Linked DNA regions of Mus musculus: region 1 is linked to region 2. A link is a loop called in an ENCODE intact Hi-C map of the cell type or tissue named here. Cell type or tissue: gastrocnemius. All regions are shown on one strand.

Evidence for each region. Hi-C counts contacts between places; a loop is a spot of excess contacts. Peaks named below come from ENCODE experiments on the same cell type or tissue, not always from the same donor. Only the 100,000 strongest peaks of a DNase experiment are listed, where the experiment ranks them.
Region 1: a loop joins it to region 2, with 2.1 times the contacts of the local background. A loop is called at or near these places in 7 of 42 quality-filtered maps.

The regions. Positions count from the first base shown.
Region 1 is chr6:94,772,036-94,780,035 of GRCm38, reverse strand. No RefSeq gene overlaps it. Among named protein-coding and RNA genes, the nearest start is that of Lrig1, 76 kb to the right of the region's middle. In gastrocnemius, a CTCF peak has its summit at 4,923 (motif pointing right); DNase peaks (open chromatin) are centred at 63 and 3,125; H3K4me3 peaks cover 1,251 bases; H3K27ac peaks cover 3,021 bases.
Region 2 is chr6:94,618,762-94,626,761 of GRCm38, reverse strand. Lrig1 (leucine-rich repeats and immunoglobulin-like domains 1) reads left to right here. Exons shown (of 19, transcript NM_008377.2): 6 at 250-393; 7 at 1,689-1,832; 8 at 4,004-4,147; 9 at 6,429-6,509. Among named protein-coding and RNA genes, the nearest start is that of Mir7041, 16 kb to the right of the region's middle. In gastrocnemius, a CTCF peak has its summit at 3,600 (motif pointing left); DNase peaks (open chromatin) are centred at 177, 3,591 and 5,682; H3K27ac peaks cover 7,050 bases.

The DNA.
Region 1 (8,000 bases), 150 kb before region 2:
ATTAGGAGAGGCAAACACTTGCAGTTTTTCCACTTGCAGTGTTTGCGGGCTTGCTGCTGGCCATGTGACCTCAGTCAAAGTAGGTGGTTTCCAGAGCATGGAGAGCCAGAGTCATCTTAGAGACGTCATTAGGGATGCCTGCCAAGGCCAAGTCACAGAGATGTTCAGGGTAGAGGTATTTCTGATAGCAAAGGAGAGGAAGAGAGAGGGAGTGGGGAAAAGAGAGGAGAGATAAAGAAATTAAGAAAAAGAAGGGATGAAGGAAACAGGGAGGGAAGGAGGAGGCAGAGGGGAAGGCTCCAAAGCTCCACAACAGAGCAGTGGCTGAGCCACAGTTGGGGACAGCAACCTGTGGTCCAACCTAATGACACTATGAGATGGTTTCCTCCTCTATACACTGGCCAGTTAGATGGAAACCAGTGGTGTTTGGTAGATAAATAGATAAATGTTCGGGAATTAGTCTTAACTTACAAACACTTCCATTCTATGTACCTTGTGATTTCATTTTTATATATATATAAAAATATAAGACTGCCAGACTAAGGATGTGGCTCCGTTTGTAGAGTGCTCGCCCAGCATGCAGGAAGCCAGCAGCAACACTGCATAAGCCAGATGTAGTGAGACACACCTATAGACACAGGGGTCAGGGCGTAGAGGCAGGAGATCAGTTCAAGGTCATCCTCAGCTGTTTTGAGAGTAGCATGGGATACACGTGACCTAGTCTCTAAACGGGGGGGGGGGGGGGGGGGGGGGAGACTGTATACTAAAACTAAGCAGCTTTTATATTGAGTGATAAAGCTATGAGTCTTTTCGTTTTGATTTCTTGACATTTTCTAGGTTCTTCCAGTGAATACAGAATGAAAACAGTTAAAAGTTTGGGGGTGGGGATGCAGAGAAGCCATAACCACTGGGGAGGAGAAGAAAAATAAAGACCTTACTTTTTTTTTTTTTTTTAATCTAAGATTCTTTTTTGCCCAGGTATTTGGCCCTCCTCCAAGGACATGTGTGTTTAAGTTCCTGTCTGTCACTGAGAACATAGAGTTAGCTGCAAGAGATATTGTGCAGCCTGCCGCAAAGCACAGAACTTCTAAGTGCTGTGGGTATTTGGGGCAGGATGCTCTTTCACCCATGAGAACTGCACTGTAGATGAAGGCACTCTAGCCAGCCTGACCAAGGCAAACTTGGCCCTGGCAGTTCTTACCTTTCTCCCCCATTCCCCCTGCTTTGCTAAAAAAAAAAACAAAAAAAAAAACATTAAGTTACATCCCTAAAGCTAGCCCCCAAGGTCTATTCCCTTATTTGGCCACTTCCTCTTCCTGGGCTTGACTACCAAGGTCCAGCTATTAAAGTATTGAAGTCCAGCAATCGAAAGTCCCCTTTGGACCACTTTAATTAACATGCCCAATTAAAATTAAACATCTCATCCTACCATAGAGGTTTCCTTTATAAATAACTGCCGATTTCCTATGAGCCACCTCTGTCTCCTCTCTATCCAGAGGCAGTCCTTTGTCCCCAGGGACAAATATCCCTCCACCGTCTCCCTTGTCCTCCTACCCCTTCTCCCTTCTTCTCTGTCTCCTGTCTTGCTCTCTTATCCCCTGCCCTCTGTCCCTCCAGGGCAAATAAATCTCCTTTGTGCTGAAAACTTGGTCTTGGGGTGTCCTCCGCTGACTCTGAGGCTCCCTAGAGTAGAGTGGCAATACCCCGTCCTCTGCTCTCTGGACCTCAGCACATGCCCTTCTGGTTGAGTCTGTAAAAGGCAGGATCTCCAGTAACAAATGTTCCTGAGGGCTCGCAGGGGGCATACCACAGTTGGACACGAGCACAGCGTTTGGGAGAATGGAGCAAGCCGGATGTGGCACTGCTTTGTGGGATCAGCAAGTCTGAGGGTGACCAAGAAGTCCCCAAACATGCTAGGAAAACTGGAGAGCCCATGGAAGAGAGACCAGGGCTGGAAGACAAGAGATCATTTGGACAGCTTCAAAGATCTAGAGTCTTTGAATCCCAGTCTCCTACTGTCTGTATGCTCAAGGCAGGAACTAGGCCCGTCACCTTTTCATCTCGAATAGGGAACTAATAATATTTAAGAGATTAAGCATTTTGGAAATAGGGATAAGGCAAAAGAGCTCCAGAATTCTTAAGAGAGTTAATGAATCCCTCTGAATCTGTTTCCTGATCTGTCAAACGGGTGCAATGCTTCTCCTGGCACAGAGGTTCTATGAAGCGTAGTATGCTAAAACCCCTTGCCCAGGGCACATCACACACCAGGTGTCATCTAAGTCATAGCCAACAATAACTCAGTTGCTGTACACTGTGGTTAGACACCAGTGGGTGCAGCTCATTTACTCCTCATCGAAGTCTGTTCATCTATTTGTTGCCATCCCACTTTATACATGAGAGCAAGCACCAATGAAGGACGCTTGGGGACCTACTTAACATCCTCCAGCTGGGAAGTGACAGAGCTCATTAGGAAGCGCTCACTCGCTTTCATGCCACTCCGCATTGCCCCTTCAGCCTTCAACGCAGACACGGTCAGTGTATTATGTCCAGTGTATTCTCTAGTCTACACACTGCCGTACATATTCCATAATGCATCATGAGTGGACACCGATGTGGCATCATGAATCTACAGATGCCTCTCTGGGTTGAAATCAAGATGCCAGTCTGGAGTTGGGTCTCAAACCAGGCTTGGTTCCTCTCCTAAGGACCCTGGCGGCGGCAAGAACTTAAGGACTGCAGCTCCCACACGTACCACAGTTCCTCAGCATGTGACTTCCAGGGCAGTTGTAGAAACCTGGGATTTTGCTTCCATAGGGTCAGCAGACACATGGCCGTCTGACTCCCCCTTCCTGACTCTTTCTCAGGTCAACACCCAGTCTTAAAAACCACCAACAGGTTACGGATTTCACGACATGACCGCTGGTTAGCAGCACTTGCTCGCTGGTGGGCTGCATTTACGCTCCGGTCACTACCTCTGGTTCCTTGGTCCCTCCTCTGTTTGAATAGACGGGTAGCTCCCACTCTGCAGAGGAGATGCTGGAGAAACCTACCTCCAAATGCAGTGGACTGACCCTAGCTCCTGGCCAATGACACTTGTTGACATGCACAACTTCTGACTTCTCAGCCCCAGCTTGGCCTCCCCCACCCATTCTCCTCCCTACTACGCTCTCTGGTTTCCCCCTGAAAATTCCTGTGTTCTTACAAGCATGCCAAGAAAATTGTGCTCGGGCCATCTGGACAAGTAATCCCAGCGTGAAAATATCTTGGTGCTCAGGCTTCCCAGACCAAAAGGGTTTTGATCTGAATCACCCACAGAGACCCACCCTTCTAACAGCCTCATGTTTCTGAAAGGAGAGAAATTAAGCCTCAATCAAAACGCAGACAAAGAAATTCCACCCTGATGTTCATTGTTTCACATCTGATGTCTGTTTAAAAAAAAAAAAAAAATCTTAAAATGTCAAAGTAACCAGTGAAAAGTGAGCAAGCCAAGATAGAGTTAGATTAGCTGCACCGCGTATGTGTATTAGTGCAAAGGCTAAAAGGTAAAAGTCCTTTGGAAACAGCATGATCTTTTTTTATAACCAGAATACCATGGGATAAAGCTGGGGAAACAGACCAGTCAAGGAAAAAACAGGACCAAAGTGTGATCCCCAGAACCCATTTTTAAAAAAAAAATAGGCCAGGAGGAAGCTGGAGAGATGGCTCAGCAGTTAAGAGCACTCTCTGCTCTTCCAGAGGACCTGGGTTCAATCTCAACACCCATGTGGCAGCTCACAATTCTATTCCAGGGGATATGACACCCTCACATAGACAGACACACACACATGCAGGCAAAATACCAATGTACATAAACTAAAAATAAATCCTAATTCAAAGAAAAAGTAGGCTAGGAGAAGCTGGGAGGAGGAAGCCTGAGACTTGCTGGCTGTCCAGCCTAGGCTGTTTAGCCAGTTCCAGGCCAGTGGCAGACCCTGTGTCAAAGAGTAACTTCCAAAGATTGAGACCTGAGGCTTCCCTTTGGCCTCAACACAAACATACGAACACACATGCACACACACACACACAATACATTGTTCTTAACTACAGTGTTCTCTACAACCTAGCTCACCCTGCATTAGTTCTGAGAGCCTTCATCTATTAGTTATTCTTTTCTTGAATATATATAAAATAATATATAATATATAAAATATATAATCAACATATAAATATGTAATAAATACATAAATATAAATAAATATATAGAATTATAATACAAACATTTATTTACACACACACACATGGTTGGTAGCACATTGCATATGCTTTTTCCCTCACTTAACTATAATACTTGAACTAAGTCCACACAAGGACGTATGTGTCCTCATCTTTTCAACACTTTCTAGAAAGGGTCAACATAAACCAGTCACGAATCCATGTAACTCTTCACCCTGTCCTATGGCTGGTTTACCAAACGCTACCTAGATTTGCCATCTATCTATCATATGCCAACTCATCTGATTTTTGTGTGCTTTAAAATGCATTGAATGCTGGGCATTGCGGTGCCCACCCTTAATCCCAGCACCTGGGAGACAGAAGCTGGAAGATCTCTATGAGTTCAAGGCCAGTCTTGTCTACACAGTGAAAGTTCAGCACAGTCTGGACTGTGTAGAGAGATTCTGTCTCAAAACACACAAACATCAAAGTAAATTGAAAGCATCATTGCTTTCAGCATACACACTGTTGTAGCATGCACACTGTCGGTTAGAGTTCCACATTTGTTTGTCTCCCCTGTCCCCATTTTTCCTGTGAAATCAGGTTAGAATAAAGTGTAGAGAGTAAAATTTTTTTCTGAGTGTTGACAAATGCATTAATCTTTTTTTTTAAGATTTATTTATTTATTTATTTATTTATTATGCATACAGTGTTCTGCCTGCATGTACACCTGCAGACCAGAAGAGGGCTCCAGATCTCATTACAGGTGGTTAAAGCCACCATGTGGCTGCTGGGAATTGAACTCAGGACCTCTGGAAGAGCAGCCAGTGCTCCAGACCTAAATGTACCAACCTTAAATCCAAAACTCATTGAGCTCTAGAGCTTACGTGCGGCTTATTTGGTAAAGTGCCTGTCTACTGCAGAGAAAGCCCTGGATTTGAGGATAGCCTGGGCTACACAAGACCACGTCTCAAGAATGTGAATAAGTAAAACAGAAATCCACTGAGTTTTAACAGAAGATATATTTTGTGCAAGCCCACACCTGTCTATATCTGGACTACTAGCATCACCCACTGAAACTGCCTATGCCTTGAAGGAGCAGTCCCTAGCAGTTTGCTCTCGGGGGCAGTAACTCTCCCTTTCCTGCCGTAAAACAGCCTTTCCCGTCTCAGATTTCCTGTTAGTGAAAACCCATAGGTTCACTCTGGTTTTTTAGATGCATTCACATACTTGCATGTATACATTATTGCTCCTTTGAATTTCAAGAATTCATGTTCCCCAACACTTCCAGTCTGCGGAAGCCTCCCTCCAGCTGAATGACTTTGGGTTCCATCAGCCATGATGAATGTCTAGGCTGTTTATTCCTTCCACACAGACTGCTGTGGATTGTGGCTTTAGGCTGAACGATAACTTGCAGCTATCACCCGAGTAATGATGGCCCCTGCTCTTGGATTCTCAGAACTCAGAGGAATACTGGGACTGTGACACCGCGGCTTTACTTAAAGTGGCAGGTGTCTTGTCCAGGCACCCTACGGAAATGAGAACTGGGAATGACCAGATCAGTCATTTCCCAGTCTGCAGGGAAGGGCGGGAAGGTCACACATTCACTTGGCGCTCCAAGCTCCAACACCGGGTTTTTCTCAGCTTTCAGCTGTGTGGTCGGTCACAGAGAACAAATTCCTACAAATATCTGGAGGTTTAGACCTCTCTGGAGGTAGGGATCATTTTGTGCGCATTCCTCTGGTTTCCCACTAAACCTTTTGTTTCTGGCAGGCTTTGTCCCCAGGACCCTGCTGCAGACAGGCTGCTGGCTTTGCTAGGTCCCCCGCCTTTGTTCGGGAACTCCCGATCCTGAGAAGTCTCTGGGTTTCATTAGATAAGCTCTCCGCCCCCACCCCTACCCCCACCCCCTTTTTCACACCCATTATCCCAGGCTCTGGAAGGTGGTGATATGTTCTCCTTACTTTCCCCGGTCTCTCTTTTATTTCCCACTGATAAATGGCAAAAGCAGCTGTGGGGTTCGCTTTGAAGGCTCTGATGGACGAGCATGATGAATCGGCGATGGCTCACAGCAAATGAATCCCATAACACAGCGCGAGGGAAGGAGAGGAGAGCGGGAAGCCAGCTCCCAGCTTTACGTTTTTCAGACTCGCTTTAAAAGCCAGCATTTCTTTTAATCTCCTTCCAGTTTCTTCGGTGACTCCGCATATGTTTAAAAGAAGGAGAGCGAGAGAGGGTTTGTGGATATAAACAGGGGATTCCATTCTTCAGCCCAACTCTGAGCACACATTGTCGTTCAGGGCTCTGAAATAGCTAGGAAACCACTTCAAGGCCCCTCAGAAACAACTGGGCAGCCCCCAGGAAGAGGGACAGCGGGGAAACCAAGTGACAGACTTGAAAACTGAATTTCGAACAGGAGGAGTGACTAGCAAAATCCAGCTGCTGCAGCTCAAAGCCAAAGACCCTTTTAAAGAAGGGACGCCAGCCCTAGGACTGCTTAGCTGTAAAAATGGCGAGCTTTAAGCAGGTTGGAAGCGGGATTTGTTTTTGAACCCAAGAAAAATAAGAACAGTGGTTCCGTGGCCTGTAGTGTTTTCTAAACTTAAAGGGACAAAGAAAATAAACTGCTGCTGTTGGGACCAGGACCCAGAAACTCCAAGCCGGCTTTTGAAATTCAAGAGATACTTAATAGAGAAGAAAGATCTGGGAGGGTGGATGGCTCCTTTGTTTCTGAACAAGAGGGGCCCTCTTCCTCCCCAGATGGAAAGCCATTCAAAAGAAATCATTAAAGGATATCCCTTTCTGCACAGCTTAGAGGCCGGCCATACATGCAAACCCAAGTGTAGAATTGATGCAATTACCCAGATAAGGAGGGCCGGAGAGGAAAGGAAGGCCAAAACCTCGGCTTAACTCTTCGGCTAATTTGTTAGGCTACTCCCATTGCCTACCATTCTCCAGTCTACACCCCCACCCCCAACATACACCCCACCCCATCATTGCAAAATCCATATTTAGTACTTTATAAATTCGTACTTTGAGGAAGAGGAAATATCAAATGTTACCCAAGACTACTGAGTGACAGGAAGCAGAATCCAGGTTAGATTTATTAGAACCTTTCTGGCCACAAGAGTTCTCAGACAATCGCCTGGGTCCCAGGACCAGCTCCAAGCTCGCTAATGATCCTCACTGACAGAGTGATGGAGGACTGGACAAAGGACAGCTGCTTTTGAAGCCCCTTGCCCTGGCTCATCTGCTTCCTTCCACCTTTACCTCTTCCCCGAGGAGAGTCTGACACCTCTCTCCCCAGGAGCGCTTAAAGAATACTGTTGGATGTCGTTAAAAACAGGTCACACTGCCCCAAGAAGGTGCATCTAAAAGCACCGGGTCATGGTTTAAAGGAAATGTTCAGCTGAACAGCGAGGATGGCTCAGTGGATAAAGTATGTGTCCTGCAAGAAAGGTTTGGATCTCTAGAAACCAGATTAAAAACTGGAAAGGTGTGGCAGCCACTAGTAATCCCAGCATACAGGAGACAGGGGAGATCTTCAGGGCAAGCTGACTCTAAATAGACTAGCCAGAATGTGCAAAATCTGAGTTTAGACAAAGACCCTGACTCCATACGCTCACATACAAGCACACACACATAAACACACTCATACATACACACATATGTACACACCCAAGCACACACGAATGCACACGTGCATGTACTTTGTCCTCTAACCCCAGATACACTCTGCTGCCTGAAAAAAGTAGATCAACTGGGAACTCTGGAGGACTCCACAGCAACTGGTGCTCATTCATTTCCTC
Region 2 (8,000 bases):
GACTCCTGAATGGTGGCTGTCCTGAGGGAAGAACTGTGGGGTGCTTATGTCCCCACAGTACTGGGGCAGTACAGAGCTAGCCATGCAGCATTCACTGTCCCTCTCCTAGGCTGTCACCCTTGCTGTTGACAGTGCCAGTGTGCCAGCTGAGGTGTCCCCTCCTCCATGGTTTCACCACCGACTCGGAACGGTGCAGCCTAGATGTGCACAAGGGATGCTCTGACCCGATGGCTTCCTCTCTCTCCATAGAGACCTGAATCGGAATCGGATTCGGCTGATTGAAGGCCTCACGTTCCAGGGGCTCGACAGCTTAGAGGTGCTGAGGCTTCAGAGGAACAACATCAGCAGGCTGACGGACGGGGCCTTCTGGGGGCTGTCTAAGATGCACGTGCTGTGAGTGCGGCCTCCCTCCTGGGCACGGGGATGGTGGCCACCTGGATGCTGCCTTTTTCTGCAAAATGAACCAAAACCAAGGTTGTTTTCCTTGCAAGGTAGAAGGAGGTTTTAATGGACACATGGTCAGCTAAGGAAGTGGGAAGAGATGGATTGCACTAGTCTGCTGGGCCTGCTCTCCACCCCCACTTCCTCCACAAACCCAAGACTGCAGAGTGATTCCCTCCCCACATCCTCTCCACTCCCACACCTTATCGGAAGTCCCTTCTTTCCTCACGCTGGGCCCGATAGGCTTTCTTGATGTGCAGGTGGGCCAAAATGTATAGTTCATCTTGGGAGATTTATTCCCGCCTTGTGAGCTAATCAAGACACGGAGTGCAGATGTGCAGCTTTTATCAAGGGAGTTTCCAGCCAGATGTGTGCAGCAGCAGAGCTGCCTGCTGCCAGAATAATGAAAAAGAACAGCAGAGGGGCAATTACTGATCTTCTGATTTTAAACCTCTACAATTGTTTAAATCAAAAGTAACGAATCTGCATAGTCAGGAAGTAAAGAGAAGGTGGTGTTGTGACCCCCCCCACCCCCGTTGCCCCCAGCTTGTTTTCCAAGAGGCAGTCATTTCAACCATCCATATCTTTGGTGTTTTGGTGTTCTGGTTTTCATGTTTGCCAGTGTCTCCTTTCAGGTGGACACAACTGTACCTCTGCCTTTGCCTGTGTCCATCAGCGGCTCAGCTGCTCACCTCTTTTACGCCTGGTTTCCTATGCAAATTACATTACAACCTGTACATATGCTGTTATTTTTGTAGCTGAAATCAAAGTCGGAAGCCTAGGTTCACAGCCACCAGTGTGTTCCCCAGCCTCATCAGCAGAAGCATCTCCCAGTGACTCTCCCTCCCCACGTATGCCCACTTTGTATGGCATGCACAGGAGGAGCCTGCTGCTTGGCTTCTTGCTGTTCACACTTCCCACTTCTGATTAGCTGAATATCGGTTTCCTGTGTTCATTTAGGAATCTGAGGTCCAGATCAGAGTTCTCAGAACAAAATTTGTTATCTGCCACTTGGTTTTTAATGTTGCGTACATCAGTACAAATGAGGGGTTAGTATGTTTCTCAGGACTTTAAAAATCCACTAAGTTCTCATGCTTTGAGCGGTAGGAGAAAGTCAGATGGACCAAAGCAAGATCTGCTTGCTTAAATTTCCTCTCTAATACTGAATGTGGCACAGATGGCCTCCTGGTTGCTGTCTGTGTAATGGGAGACTGGCAGTCTCATCCCCTGCATGTGTGTCTCTGTAGGCACCTGGAGTACAACAGTCTGGTGGAAGTGAACAGTGGCTCCCTCTATGGCCTCACAGCCCTGCACCAGCTGCACCTCAGCAACAACTCCATCTCTCGAATTCAGCGTGATGGCTGGAGCTTCTGCCAAAAGCTGCATGAGTTGTAAGTCTGGGGCAGTGGGCAGTGAAGTACCTTGGGAAGTGAAGCCTCTAGAGCCCAGCTCACCCCATGGGGTCCAAATAAGGAGGCAGCCCAAAGGTGGGAAGGCTGGCAGTGTGTGCAGGAAGGAAGACCCACGTGGACTCGCTGCCCGCCAGGTCTTAGACTTGGAGCTGGAAATAGAGGACAGGGTGTGCAGGAAACAGAAGCCTGATGTCGTCAACACAACACTCATGGGTGGCAGTAGTCCACACGCATCTCTTGACTGAAAAGGTCACATCTGAGTAGGACTTTGAAGCTATGCTGATGGTGGAAAGATGGGTCTGGCCTTGGGAACTCCAGCAAGAGACAGTTCCTCAGGACACTGGGATCCTTGCTGCCTGTTTGCATCCCACTGCAGAAGTGGAGATGCAGGGTCCTTTAGACAGGGTTCCTAGGTTGTGCCCTTGCTTCTGAGAATGGTAGTGACAGACTTCCATGATGGGGAGGGCGTGGCCTGGGTGGCCTGGCCATGCCCTCACAGCAAACACACTAACACTGCCAGAGCCATGGACTCATCAAGCATCTTTTGCCCCTTTGTCCCTGTCCCTCATCTGGGAGTTCTTTTAGTTTAATAGACACTGTATAGTCCAGTAGGTTTACTTTTGAGAAATTCAGGGTTTCTCTTTTTATCTTCTTTGGCTAGGCTTGGGTATAGGAAAAGATTGACCCACCAAAGCATATGATTGGTAGAAATGTTGCACCTTACTCAGCCTCTCTTGTATTTGTTTATCTCAGCAGGAATAGTTAGAGACCCTGGAACCCAATGATGACTCCTGCAGCCTGTTGTCCTCTGGTCTTCTCTATTCTGATCTCGCTCTCAGTGTGTCTGTCATTACCCAGGGTTCATACTTTAGCCAGTCCCTGTGCTTTGTGAAAGGCCACAGTCCTGCCCCTTGCTTTGTATTCATTTCTCTTCCATTCTGTGTTAGTGTGCATTCTTTGAGTTTAGCTTCCTGCCACCTAGAGGTGCTCCTGCTGACCACTGCCCATGGCTTTGACCGAGGCTTTTGTTGGGAGCTCGGACTTGTAGGGAAAAGAGAGGCCTTGAAGGTGTTCAGTCTAGTTCCCAAGTAAGGACAGTCTTATGGAACACACCAGAACGGTGTGGGCCCCTTGAGTTAGGGCTACATGGAAAGGGAAAACTCGCAGGCAGACCCCTGAGTTCCTTCCTTCCCTTTCTGCATGGCGGACAACATTACGCTATCTCCTGTGCCATTTAGAGGAAGAGAAGGTTCACTTGAGTGTATTAGACTAGTCCTAGCGATCTGCTCCATTTTAGAAAATGTCAGAGCCAGATATAGGGTTGCTCTGCAGTGTGTTCTTACCCTGCCTTTTAGTTAAATTCTTTAATTGCACATGAGGATGTAACGATGGTCTCCTGCTAGGTCTTTGCAACTGATAGACACTGTGACATATTTCTCTTAATAGGGACAGAATATGGTCACTGTCACCTTTAAAACTGCATTAATCTTCCACCAATTCATTTTTGTTCCTTTTGTACCAGTCCAGACTTAACATTTCCAACCATAGATAACTAATGTTACATAAACCTACCCAGTGTAGTGCACACCTGCAGTAGTGCTAGGAAGGGGGTTTGGTTCTAGCAAAAGGTATGCTTTGGCGCCCAATCCCTGTTGAGCGGTGTACAAGTCACAGCCTGAGCCTTTAGTGTCAGGGTCTTCCCCTGGTGTGGCTGTCCCAGGCAGTGGCTCATGGTGCCCTCTGCTGGCTGATACAGCAAGTGTAGCTGTGGCTCAGTTGCTCAGTACAGAATTCCAGGTTCTGTTGTGTCAGTCTCCATCAAGATAGGTCCTTCATTTCCTACACCAAGACATGCAGTGGAGGGGTTTGGCGCCTTGGGATTTGGGTTGTATGACAGGTTTTTACAGTGTATGTAAGCGGTAGTTCTCAGCTCTGTGGTACTGGTTTCATGGCTTGCATGATAGTTATCAAACTAGGTGATTGTTGACCTGATGGTCTTCTGACAGCAGGAGTCCTGTGGACATGCTTCAGTCTCCTGTCTCCAGGGAGGTCAGGCCAGTTGTGGCATGAGACACAACTGAAGACAAGAGAGAATAGGGCACCCACATAGCTGCTCAGTGGTGACATTTGTCTTCTTCTTTCTTCCTTAGGATTCTGTCCTTCAACAACCTCACGCGGCTGGATGAGGAGAGTCTAGCGGAGTTGAGCAGCCTCAGTATCCTGCGCCTCAGTCACAACGCCATCAGTCACATTGCTGAAGGCGCCTTCAAGGGACTCAAGAGTCTGCGGGTCTTGTAAGAATTGTGCTTTTGAGGGTGACAGCATGAAGGGGGTCCCCAGATGGGAGAGCACACAGCAAAGCACTTGCTTTGTTGAGATTCCCTCTTGCTGGCTTGTAGTCAGAATTGGGCTGTAAGCTGGTCTGCAACAGGAACAAGGACTAGAACCAAAAATAACTGCTGAACAGTTAAATCCTTCCTTTACTGAGCAGAAAAATCCTTCCTTTCCCACAGTGGTGCCTATTGCAGGATGAGGACTCTTGAAAAATCACTGTTATCAATAGTTCTCAGTACACTTGGCCGGATGGGATGGGTGGGTCTGGAAAAGCATTTCTACATAGGGTATCTGCAGCAACATTCACACAGTCCTGCATGTCTCTGCTCCATTCTTTTGGTTGTGACCTCTCATTTATTTCTCTTTTAGAGAGGGTATGGTAGTGGTTTTGTTCATTTGCTTTTAAAGACTGGGTTCTCTGGCTCAGGTTAGCCTCAAGCTCATATATTGAGGCTGGCCTTGAACTTGTGGCCATCCTCTTGCATCAAGGGCTAGGATTACAGGTATGTGAGCCTCCAGGCCTGGATGTACGTTTTGAGAATTTTTTCCTAAGGTTTCTATGGATCAAACCCAAAGCTTTATGTGTAATAGGCAAATTCTCTTCTACTGAGCCACACCCCCAGTCCTGTCTTCCGTTCTTAAATCCTATGTATTGTTTTCTGTAACTCAGTACCATGGCTACTTTTCTGCTCTTTCTTTGAAGCTCTTTAGTGGACCTGGTATCCAAGATAGAAGTGAGGGTCCTGTGTCCTTGTCCTCATTCAGGAGTGGTGTAAGAAAGAGAAAGTGAGAATACCATGTCCTTTGAAGGGTCAGATGGGTGAGGCTGCTAGAAGCTGCTGAGGGTGCTTTTCTGGGACTTTTCATAGAACTTTTTTCACTTGTAAACGCTAGGCTGTCTCCTAGCAGCCTTCAGTCTAAAACCCCCCAGAAGGGCACACAGTCTTCCACAGATAGTGGTAGCAGTTCCACAGCTTTCTTCTGCAGCCTGGTCTGCTGGGGGAGCAAGCCTGTCGTTGTGCCTGGAGGGAGGCCTCTGCACTTGCACCAGGCAGAGTGGGCTTCAGGTTTGAGTCAGGGATGGGGAGCTAGTGCCAAGCAAGCTATCCGAGCCCAGGTCAGTCTGTGAGCCCTTCCGAGGCCCGGACAGAAAGGCCAGAAACATTCAAGCTGAGCAGGCCAGAAAGAGAGGACTAATTTGGCAGGCAAGGCCCAGAGCAGGAAGACAGGCACACAGAACCGCAGTCTCTGCTGTACTCAGTCTAAAGATGACAGGGTGGGACTCGTTGAGAGCAGAGGTCCCTTCCAGCAGCACATTCTCTTTTAGCTTCATGCTGGAAAGTGAAGGTCAGAGCAAGCATTGTGTACTTTCGTCCCAGCTCCACTCCCAGCTGGCAATGACTTTCCAGCGTCTTCCCAGAGCCAAGAGCTGCATCCCTTTCTGTCCTTGGCCATATCTGCAGGGACTCGTGCAGGGGATGTGCAGGGACCAGGGCTCTGTGAAAAATTGGAAAGAGTGAATGTGAGAGTAGGGGTCTGGCTGCCAGGTGCGTGTGGCTGGGCAGCGTGACCTGCCCTTGGAAGCTCAGGGAGGAAGCTGAAGCACTGACCATATCCAGACAGCCTGGGGCCGAGTAGTTGGCCTCCTTTTTCCTGTCCTGGCAAGTGGGTCACAAGATTGACTCAGCACCCAGATGTGTGCTCTGGCTCAGTATCCAGTGCTACATAAGCCTCACGAGGAGCAGGGTGCAGGCCCTAGGCTTCCAGGCCGGCCTGGAGGAACATCAGGGCCCAGCTCCTTCGCCGCCACCTCTTCCTTCCACGTGCCTTCCAGTGTCCTGGTTGAACCCGAGAGAGGACTGTGGCTAAGAGTAGACAGAAATGGTTAGGAATCTTTTGGGTTAGAGGTCTGCTTCAGAGAGGTGTGTGCAAGCCTGGCTTCTTCTTGTGCTGTCTCTACTATTTCCCTCCCTGAGGCCAGCCAGATTGGTTGGTGGGCGGGCTGGCTTTGTTGGAAGCAGCAGAAGCAAGGTCATGCTGATAGTACACAAAAAAGAACAACAGGACGTTCTCAGGGCCATACTTCTCCTGGCAATGCATGCTGCTGGGCCCCCTGGGGTGCACCTGGATGCTTTGCGGCTCCTAGTGAAAGCCTGGGTGTGGGGCTGGTCTCCCTTCATGGTGGAGAACAAAGGCAGAGCTTAAGATAGTGGGTGAACTTGCCTTCTGTTTCCTTCTTAGGGACCTGGACCATAACGAGATCTCGGGTACAATCGAGGATACCAGTGGTGCCTTTACGGGGCTTGACAACCTCAGCAAGCTGTGAGTATTTCAGACTGGGAGTGTGCGGTTCCGCAAGCTCTGGGATGCAGGGGTGCCACTCATGCAGCTCCCCTGAGTCTCCTGTGTCCTGGGACCACAGAGGACAGCAGCAGGCCTTCTGCTGTGTGCAGAGAAGAGGCTGAGGGCTACAGTGAGGAATCCGCAGTGGCTCACAGGCCACTCTCACAGTCTTCATACTGTCAGTGTGTGGTGGTCCTTAGGGCTGCTGGGCTTGGTCCTGTTTACAGCCCATCTGAAAGCACCTATATGTTCTGTCCTCTGCACAGAGGGGTGTTGCTGCCTTCTTTAGTTTCTAGAGATGTGTGAAGTACCTTTCAGTAGTATTGAGGCTCTTGTCAGTCTTTTTGTTGCTAATTATAATCACAAGTAGAAGCAGCCATCACCAAGAGCACTAGTCATAGCTACTTTGAATTCAGTTTGGAGAGTCTTTGTCCTGCCCTCCTAGAATTCGTCCACTGCTGTAGTAGGTACATGTCTGTGTGCAGGCTCCATTATGCAGCCTTTAGAGCTCCAGAGACAAGTGAAGGGAACTAGCCCAGGACCTGGCAGGTGGCAGGTTCGGATTTGTACCCCTGGATATGGTATACTTGTTCTCTTGCCCAAGTTGCAGAATGCTCTGCAGTTCTGCTGCTGGGGGCCTGTCCATGCCAGCTTGTGAGGGAGGGGGCATTTCTGGACCTCACAGAAGAACTTCAAGAGAACCTCGAGCGACCTGTGTAGAAGCAGCCCCCGCCCGACCCCTGTCCACCTCTGACATTGATCAGGAGGGGAAGAGGGTGTTCTGTGTAGGGCACACGTAAAGGGGGATAGGTAGAGTACACAGAAGTGGGACCCTGGCTTCCTGTCAGGATGGGCACTCCACATTGTGAGGAAGGCTTGTCCATGCCATGGCTCCTTCCAAGGCCGTGAATACAAAGCCGACCATGACACGTTCCGCACTCTGTACACCCATGGTGCCTTTGTGCTTGCTTTAGCAAGCACTGAAATGGCTTTTGGGAGCCTACGCTGGGCTGGCCAGATGTGTAAGAGGTGACATCTGAGATCACTGCCTGTCTGAGTCCTTAGCAGGGAGGTCAGGCTAGCCACCTCTTCCCTGGAGCACCCTTCCAGTCCAGGGAGGCACCGATGTGTGCTGAGAGGAGGTCAGGGCCTGTTTGAGCCTATCAGTGGTATGATTGGCACTGTGTAATTGAGAATTTGAGAATTTGTTTTATTGCTGTTGTCACCATTAGAAGTAACAGCCTGCCCTCACTGTAAGAGGTCAACGTGACTAATATTTAATGGATGAAACAAGGCACAGCTTTTCCTAGATCTGGTTTACAGGAGATTTCACTAAACAGCTCAGCTTGTTTTTACTAGGCCCCGGAGCACATGGTACCCTGCTTGTGGGATCTGAGTAAGTGCAGGAGCTGGCAGACTCGCAGGCACTGGGGTTCAGTGCCCCGTGAGCTGTTATTTGCTGCTAGTTTT